2 separate regions of the Homo sapiens genome follow, and region 2 is linked to region 1. Evidence: chromatin contacts called from ENCODE Hi-C data. All regions are on one chromosome and are shown on one strand. The core of a region is the stretch at or near the end of the contact, and the rest is flanking DNA. Distances in the headings are between cores, read along the strand shown.

Region 1 (4,895 bases), core at 11-2,510:
AGGAGGACTGTGTGAAAGATAAGCGTGTTCATCCTCATTCCCAAGGAACTCTCCTGAAGGAGACCCTCCTCCCCCTGAGACCTGCATGGACTTTCCCCTATCACCTCCAACCCCACATCTAACCACTCACATCTGCATCCATCCAGGATTTTGGTGACAAAAACAAGGCATAGCAGGGGGAGCCATAGGCCTTGGAGCCTTTGGGACAGCTGATCCGTGGAGAGGGCAGTTCCTTCTGGGTTTCTTCACCTGGGGTGGAAGAAAAGGGAGAGAGTAAAATGAAGAGTAGGGGGTGGGTGGGAGATGACCTTGGGGAATATCTAGGTCTGCCCTTGGGGAGGAAGACCACATTCCTGACAGCTCTTCATCTTCCCTTGTGTTTTCAGAAGTTCTTTATCTCAAAATAGCCCTACTAAATGGGCCACCATCTAGTCTGTTATTACCCTTTCCCCTTATTCAACCATTCAACACTCTCTTCACTGTGGGCTATCTCTATATTGGGTCCTCCAATCATTGTCCCTCCCCACATCTCATTGCTGACCCTCCACACTTTCCCACCAGTGTATATTAGAGTCCACTGACTAAATGGAAGCCATCTCATTCCATTGTTAGTGGACCACAGTGGAGCCTCCCACTGCAAGTTAACATGAAGGAAGGAGTGATGATGCAGGAACTGCAGGCAGTTTCATTAGACACCACGTCATTACCTCACGTGACACACAGGAGCCTTCCTCCTTTTCTTGGCTCTGAGGATTCATAGGGAACCCAGTGCTAGAGGCAGAGAAATCTCACCTTGAACCTGACACAGGAGAATGAGGCAGGAAAGCAGCATCCAGGACACACTGGGCAGGGCCATGGGAGGCAGCATAGTGTCTGCGACTTGAGGAGGCAATCGGGTCACTAAAGGAAGTGTGGTCAGCGGGAGGACACACAGATATCCTACTGCCTCTTGTCTTTTTCCTTCTGTAGTCCCCTAGGACTGAAGTGATCTTGGTCACATTCATCATCTTCTACAGTTCTGAATGAGCTGTGAATCTGTGTACTCACCCATCCCTGAGACCTCCCAGTACAGCCTTGCTGAGTCTCAGAGCTCCTGTGCTCCCTGAGGAAGGGACCCTCCCATGCGTTCTCCTGTATTATGTGAGGTTGCCCTTCCACAGGTCTCATCTTCTCTCAGCTCCCACTTACCTCTCTGGTGAGATCTGGTATGCTTTGTCTGGTCAGCAAAGACTGGGTTTTTTATAAAAAGATCTCAGGGATGGTCACTGGAGTGAATAACGGCAATATGTAGGCGGGACAGGGGTCATGGAGAGGGCTTGGCATTGGTTCAAAAAGATTATGCCAAGGGGAGGAGACTCTTCCTGGCAAAGGCTGGGAATTGTTACAGATGTTGCCTTTTTCTCTGTAGCAGGCCGGCACTTTCCCCACAAACAGTTGAAGTTTGCACTTTTCCCACCCTCTTCCAGATATCTTCTTCTGAGAAACTTAAGGGAATAAAGGCAGTCTTGTGAGCCTGGTATTATATAGTTTAGAAAATATTATGATATTACATAGTTATGAGAAATGTCAAAAGTTTGTTTTTGATCAACGTGCCAGGAGCTCACTTCTATAGGCATACATATGAATTCCTTTATACCTTATCTAGTAACATTTAAAATAAATTAATAAATAAAAATTGGGTGGGCATTAAAATTAGATGTGTTGGCAAAGACAATGTATTAGTCGAAATAAAGAAACAATAGAAACCAGAAGCAGCAGCACTGGTTCAGTGTTGCTACTTCAACTTCACAGCAAGATGTAAAAGAAGCTTGAAATAATCTTGTGAGTCATTAGGCAAGCCAGGGTCTTATGGAACAGCAGTTAAATAGATTTGCCTTCCAGCTACCTTTGTGTGAGAAGACCAAGAGATAGTTCCTTGGTTTATTGTAGTTCTGCGCTGACAGTTTGATATCTCAGAGTAGCGTTCTTAGATTGTGATCTACACACCAATGGGGGTCTTCAGGGCCTGTTTGGAGTGGTTGTGCAGTTATAATTTTCATAATTATACTAAAGTGTTATTCGTCATTTTCGCTATGTTGACATTTGCACTGATGAGGCAAAATAAATGGTGGATAGAAGTTCTGGTGCCTTAACATCAATCAAGGCAGTGGCACCAAATTGCATTGCTCATATCCACGCACTTGCAAGAAACAAAATAAAGCCATTTTTACTTGAAAATGCCCTTGAACTTGATGAATCAGGGTAGTGAATTGGCTTCAGTAAATCTCAACCCTTGAATACATCTAGAGGGAATATTCTGTATGACTAAATGGGAAGCTGACATGCTAAAGTATAATGGTTGTCTTGAGGGAAATAATTTGTAACACTGAGTTTTAGTTCACTATTTCATGGAACACCATTTTTACTTGAAAAATAAACCAAGACAAACTTCACTTACTGACATATGGGTCTTTTGTTAACATGTTTTCAAAAAAGTTCAAAGTGAGTTAGTAAATGAATATTTTTAACTTTTCTCTTTTACTATATATTATTATAAATATCAATAGCTCACATGAACAAAATTTTTTTTCGAGTGTCCTCAATATTTTTTAAGAGTGTTAAAGGGTCCTGAGATCAAAACAGTTTGAGATCTCTGGTTAACATCTAGCTGGCAATTTCCAGAAAATATAGGACATGGGGATGGTATTATATTACAACACAGGAATACCATCAGCAAAATTTAGAAGGTGGGAAATTCTACAGGACAAATAAGTACATTTCCCCAGCAAGTGAATTTAAGGAAATAAAACAACATCTCACTCTTAACATGTGAAAAATATATCAATCAAATAAAATGTGTGAACCATGTTTGGATCTTGATTTGAACAAATTAAATAAAAAATATAATTATAAAACAATTGGGTAAAAGTGAGCATTTGATAATGTTAAAGGACTATATCATGTTCAGATGTAATTATAATATTGAAATAATATTATTTAAAGTATCCTTATCATTTAAGATACATAACACAATATTTACAGATGAAATGGTTATTCAGAATTTACTTCAAAATAATCAAGCATGATAGAGATAAAGAAAGAGAGAGACAGATAAAACAAGAGAGGACTTGAGGTCATGAGAGTTGTTGCTTGGTGGTAGGTACATAATGATTCATAACACTATTGTCTTTGGGTTTTTATCTAAAATATTGGTGGAAAATTTTGAGAAAAAGAAAAATTCAGGGCCATCGTGAGAAAGAAATTTGAAGGACAATCTGACTCAAGAACACAGATGCAAAGTTCCTGAACAAAACACAAAACAAATTGAATTCATTGTTTTATATAATAAATGAAGAGAAAGAAGAGTTAATCTTGGAAATGTAATGATAGTTTATTATGATGAACTATTAATGCAATTTCCAAGTTCAGAAGTTAAAAGGGAAAAAAATATATAGTCATTTTAAAAGAACAAAATTGTTAAGTGAAATTCAAAACCTATTAGTAACTGATAAAAAGTCTTAAAAACCAGAGTTAGACAGGAATAGCTTTAACACAGTAAAGAAATCTATAGAGACTCAAAAGTAAACTACTGACAAGACTTCCTTAAAAAATCAGAAATATACAAATGTACCACCCTCATTGATTCTATTTAACAATATCGTGTGATAGAAAGTACACTTAGAAAAGAAAAAAAAATTTAAACAGGGAAAAAGTAAATTAAGTTGTCACTATTTGCATATGACATGCTGTCTCCATAGAAAACCCAGAAGACTCTTCAAATTAGTTGTTAGAATTAATGGATAAATTTAGTAAACAAGAAGAATGTGAGATCAACATATAAATCCCAAATGAACATTTGTATTCCAACAATAGAGTTAGAAAGGGTATTTTTAAGAAAGATACTGTTTTTAATAGGAAGAAAAATATAAAGGATCTAGAAATATATCCGACAAAAATAGTCAAGACCATGTAAAACTTTTTAAACTTTAAAGAAGACTTTAATATACGAAGAAATATATCATGTTTTAGAGAGACAGATTCAATATCCTGAAGAGGTTACTTTTCCCTACACAGATGGTCTGTGATTTATGATAGTTCTACTTATAATTTTTCTACCGTATCATGGTGGGAAAGTGATATGCATTCCCTAGAAGGCTTATATCAGATTTTGAATACTGGTCTTTTACTGGGCTAGCAGTATGCAGTACGGTACTCTCTCATGTTGCCTCAGCATAGGCAGCAAGCACTGCCCTGGTGGCAATACCATCTTGAAAGTAAACAGCTGATACTCCACAGTGTACTGTGTTTTCAGATGATTTTGCCCAACCATGAATGCCGGAGGTGTGCCTGGAGGCTATCTTAATAGCTGGCCATCAGAATTGGAAACTGGTACTTTAATCGTCAAGGGCTTGGCCCTTTCTCTCTTCCTCTTGGTAGATCGTTTTGAATCTCCATAATACCAATTGTACACAGGAGAATGAACTTCACTCAATTTTGTCCAGCAGTCCTCAAATTCCAGATAAACTTGAATGTATGGTGGGAGCAGAAGACATGGGTGTTTATCTTCTATTACCTGACTCTATGTCCCTACCTATTCAAAATGATCAGTTATGAATATGAATTTATCATTACTCTCCCCTTCAAACTTTACTGATGATTTCTCCATTATCTACTCTTCTGATTTCCTATTGGTACACAGAAAACTATCCCAAGGTTAGTGGCATAAAACAGTTTGTTATTACTTCTCATGGTTCTGTGAGGTGATTAGGATTGTCTGGGTGGTTCTCCCTTGGAAATCATGCAGTTGCATATAATGGCTGGAACTGGAGTCATATGAAGCATCAAATGGACTGGTCTTCGAAGATGATTACACACATGCTTAGCAGTTGATCTGAGAGATCTCTGCTAAAGAGGGG
Region 2 (4,820 bases), core at 886-3,385, 95 kb before region 1:
AGACCCAAAGTATCTCACTTAAAAAGTGGTTCCTGATTTTTTGTCTTTGTGGCCCAGGACCCTCATATCCAGCATAGCATTGGCTGACCATTAGTTGTTGATATATTATATTATTTAGTATACTACCAGGTTCCCAAATGCCAGCAGTACAGCAGCAGATTTTTACCACAAGTCTCCTTTCCTATATAGTCGGCAATCTAGTCTCTCTTGTGACTCTGACAGTAACAAAATAGGTAAGAAGTTGGTGCATAAAGATGCTTTGTTGACTGAAAACAGAATAAGTTTATTCATGAATGACAAGAACACCTAGGAAATTCAGCCTTCCACTTATATCTCCAATCATCTACAGTGCACCTTGCTACACAGGACATTAGAGGATCTGTAAACAGCCTGATTTCTGGAAAGCGATAAAAGCTGGTACTTAAGAGACCAGAACTTGAACCTCCTTCTTACTTCTCAAACCTGATCATTAGGAGATAAAGAAGGCTGCAGCCTACCTTTTTGGGGTCATGGAGGCCAATCCAGACATTGAAGTCATCAGTGCCACTCTCCTTAATCAGTGAGGCCACAAAGGCACCCTCGGCCTGGGTGAGCACAGACACCAGGTTGCCCGAATTCATGTTCTGGCAATAGAGCTGTTGCAGAAGAAAATGGAGCACTCAGTGGAGGAGGAAGTTGTGACGGATATACTGAGTCCTCCAAGAGGACGGGTCAGAAAAAGGACAGCAGAGTAATGTCCGTGATGATGCTGTCACTGACCACCAGGTTCTTTGTGCTGGGAATGTGCTGAATAATGGGATAAAGTAGATTGGAAAGTTTGGGGCTGATGATAGTATAGCAAGGGGTTCAGTCTCATCTCATTGCAGCCACTGAACACACTGGAGAGTGGCAGCTTCCCCTCCCTTCATGAGTCTCCCTTCCCACACTGCTCTCCTCACTCACATCTGCATCAACCCAGGTCTCACGGTCTTCATTAAAGTAGTAGCAGTAGGAGCGATAGGCATTGGTGCCTTCTGGGCAGCTGATCCGGGCCTGGGGCAACTCTGTCTGGGCCTCTTGGCCTGAAAAAGAAGAGACAATTAAAGGAGGCTCTCAGGGTAAGGAAAAGGCTTGAAGGTGAGGTAAGAGCTTCTGAGGTTCCTTTATAGAAACAGAAGAATCCAGTCTATTATGGGATGACTGCTCACTATTGCTCCTGCATCCTACATCTTCTGTCTTTGGTTTCTTTGATCAGGGGAAAAAAAACAGAATGAATAGGCCAAAGAAACAAGTCTCCAGTTTCCCTTTTATGTCTGGAGCTCAGGCTCTTCTACCTTGAAGGACTCAGCCTTCTACTTTCTCAAGCCTGACTTGGTTTCCCTGAACACAAGGCTCTCTTCAGTTCTCCACCCCATTAGTGACTGTCTACACACAGACATCCCCAAATCCACCATCACGTATAAATTTAATCAGATAAACTCATGCCAACTGCAGCAGTTGCTTATAAGGGGTCATTTTAAATTCTAGCTCCAACTCCTTAATGAGGTGTGGATGTATATAAATGTGAAGAGATCAGCAATAAAGATCACTAAACACCACAAAACAACCCTTAACAGTGACTCTGCTTTTTTTTTTTTTTTCAAGTAGACCCGTATGCTTGGGGATAGAGTGAAGTCTTCAGGGCTAGAAAGAGTTGGTTGGTGGAAAAGAGATCTTACCTTGGCTCTGAGACAGAAACATCAGGCAGGAGATCAGCATGAAGTATGAGCTGGTCTGAGCCATGCTGAGCTGCAATGAATCTCTTGCTTAAGAGGCAAATCAACAATCTCTATAGGAGAACACAGAGAAGGGGGTTCTGAGAGATGGAGAGCAAAGCACCTATTACCTTCCTTAAAACCTCCTCTCAGAATTTCTGAGACCAGGAAGGTCCTCTGAGACACCCACACCTTCAAATGTTTCTCTTGAGAGTGGGGATTATACAGACTCAGTAACTGAAAAACAACTTTGGATCCCACTGAGGCTTCATTACAGCTAAAACCTCTTGGACAGAAACTCATGCTGTATCTTCCCGAAGATTTTAGATCTACAGTGCATGTTAGAGACGCCCTTCTCCTGTAATGCCCACTTACCTGTTGGCTGAGTCTGAGTTGGCTTCTCAGGCCAGGTAGCTGTAGGAGCTTTATATCAGGATCTGAGATAAGAACCACGTCATTTAAGCAAAAGGGGTGGGGGCAAGCGGTGAGTTTTGGGAGCATTGACAGTAAGAGATTCTGGCACCAGTACGAGCCTTTTCCCGGCACACACTGGGAGTGGTCACAACTCAGGTCCCCTTCTGGCAAAAAATTTGGCAAGCTGTCTAAGTCCAAGGTGGACTTTGCTCTTGCTCAGCAGAAAACAACTGAGGGCTCCCATGTGCCCTAATAACCCAGAGAGGAGCAGAGAACAGTAGACTTCCTTGTATTCCCTGTAAATTTAGAGGCTCCTCTTTGGTGTCAGGCATGGGTAGGAGATGGGGAAGAATTAACTGATTCCAAATAATTTAGAACAATGTGCTTGTGGCAATAAGTGGTTCCTCCATGTCTTTTTAGGCTCACAAACCTCTCAAGACCTACCTCAAGGGGTAGGTTAAATTTATATTTCTAAACATTTAACATGTCTAACAAGGTTTGAGCTAACAAAATACACATATTCTCAATGTGAGAATTGTAGAGAGCTGATGCCTAAGGAAGCTTAAAGGAGCTAAATATGAAGTCAGGCTTCATTGAAATTGTCCATTTGAAGTCAACTGTTTGTTAGTATGAAGTCAAAGATTGTGTGGTGAAATTGAGTATTTACCAGAATCATCATAGAATAGTCATTTATAATTCAGGGAATAAAAGCCAATCAGAATGCAAAATTAGGAAGAAAAAACTAACCTGAATATTCACAGAAAGAGAGATAAGTATATGAATTGGGACAAATGGATTAACAAAATATAATAAAATACTAAACAGAATTTAAATCGAATAAAGTAGATATCTATATTTCAACTTGGACTAGTATCAAAGCCATAACATTGAATACAAAAATTCAGTTGCAAGAAGTTATAAGCTATTTGATAAACTTTATATATGGTTTTAAAAGACAGATTAATACTAAATTTTATTTATTAATCAATTCTTATACAGTTTAAAAAATAAAAATCTGAAATGTAAGAATATATATTACAATTTGTCATAGTATTTGCCTAACAATTTTAAGGTTTTTTTTTCTTTATATAAAAACTGATGATGGGCCTGGTGTGGTGGCTCAAGCCTGTCATCCCAGCACTTTGGGAGACTGAGATGAGAGGATCACTTGAGCCCAGGAATTCGAGACCAGCCTGGGCAACATAGCGAGACCCCATCTCTACAAAAAAAGTATATATATATATATATATATATATATATATATATATATATATATATATATATATATCCAGATATGGTGGCACATGCCTGTAGTCTCAGCTACTTAAGAGGCTAAGGTGGGGGATTGTTTGAGCTTGGGAAGTAGAGGTTGCAGTGAGTTGTGCCACTGCACTCCAGCCTGGGTGATAGAACAGGGAACTGTCTCAAAAAATAAAAACAAAAACTAACGATATTAAACAAAGATGACAAATGTTAACATTGTTTATTCTCACTGGTTCATATGCATTTGTTAAATTAATCCAAATTTTTTCTGCTTTTACAAAAAGTAGTTATACCTTTTAAAATGATTACAACCAGAGAATGATTCCTATTTTTTTCTATAAATAAGAGATTCAGAAATATTCTTCCGTTAACAAAGGATATAGTAGGGAAGAGTCGGGTATACTTGGTATCATTACATATTTATCTTGTGAAAATTAAACAAGCAATTAATTTTTAAAAAATCTAAGATAAAAATACTTTATGGCATAATGTTTTCTTTTCTTTTTTTAACTTTAATCTTTTTTTTTTTTTTTGAGATGGAGTCTGGCTCTGTCACCCAGACTGGAGTACAGTGGCTCAATCTCAGCTCACTGCAAGCTCCGCCTTTGGGGTTCACGCCATTCTCCTGCCTCAGCCTCCCGAGTAGAGTAGCTGGGACTACAGGCATCCGCCACCACACCCGGCTAAGTTTTTTTATTTTTTTTTATTTTTAGCAGAGATGGGGTTTCACCGTGTTAGCCAGAATGGTCTCGATCTCCTGACCTCATGATCTGCCTGCCTCAGCCTCCCAAAATGCTGGGATTACAGGCGTGAGCTAACACACCCACCCTTTAACTTTAATTTTAAGTTAAGTGGTACAAGTGCAAGTTTGTTACAGAGGTAAACTTGTGTAATGGGGGTTTGTTGTGCAGATTATTTCATCACCCAGGTATTAAGCCTAGTACCCTTAGTTACTTTTGCTGACCCTCTCCCTCCTCCCATGTTCCACCCTCCAAAAGGCCCCAGTGTGTGTTGTTCCCCACTATTTGTTCAATTGTTCTCATCACTTAGCTCCCACTTATAAGTGAGAACATGCAGTATTTGGTTTTCTGTTCTTGTGTTAGTTTGCTAAAGATAATGGCCTCCAGCTCCATTCATGTCCCTCAAAAGGACATTATCTCATTCTTTTGTATGGCTGCATAGTATTCCATGGTGTATATGTACCACATTTTCTTTATCCAGTTTATCATTGATGGGCATTTAGGTTGATTCCATGTCTTTGCTATAGTGAACAGTGCTGCAATGAACATATGTATGCATATGACTTTATAATAAATATTTTTAAAATATGAGATTTTTTCTAAATTTAACATAACTTCAAACAAGAAATGACTGTCCAGGTATAAAAGACCTAATACTCTAAAATACACA

Evidence for each region. A loop is a pair of places that touch in the nucleus more often than their neighbours do.
Region 2: a loop to region 1 is called in a map of pancreas, with 2.2 times the contacts of the local background. The contact joins the promoter of REG1A here to the promoter of REG3G in region 1. A Hi-C loop is called at or near these places in 1 of 168 maps with a recorded cell type or tissue (pancreas).

The regions. Positions count from the first base shown.
Region 1 is chr2:79,022,067-79,026,961 of GRCh38, reverse strand. REG3G (regenerating family member 3 gamma) reads right to left here and starts at 1,260. Exons shown (of 6, transcript NM_001008387.3): 1 at 1,189-1,260; 2 at 793-979; 3 at 131-249. The coding sequence starts at 868.
Region 2 is chr2:79,117,803-79,122,622 of GRCh38, reverse strand. REG1A (regenerating family member 1 alpha) reads right to left here and starts at 2,135. Exons shown (of 6, transcript NM_002909.5): 1 at 2,109-2,135; 2 at 1,698-1,807; 3 at 943-1,061; 4 at 498-635. The coding sequence starts at 1,761.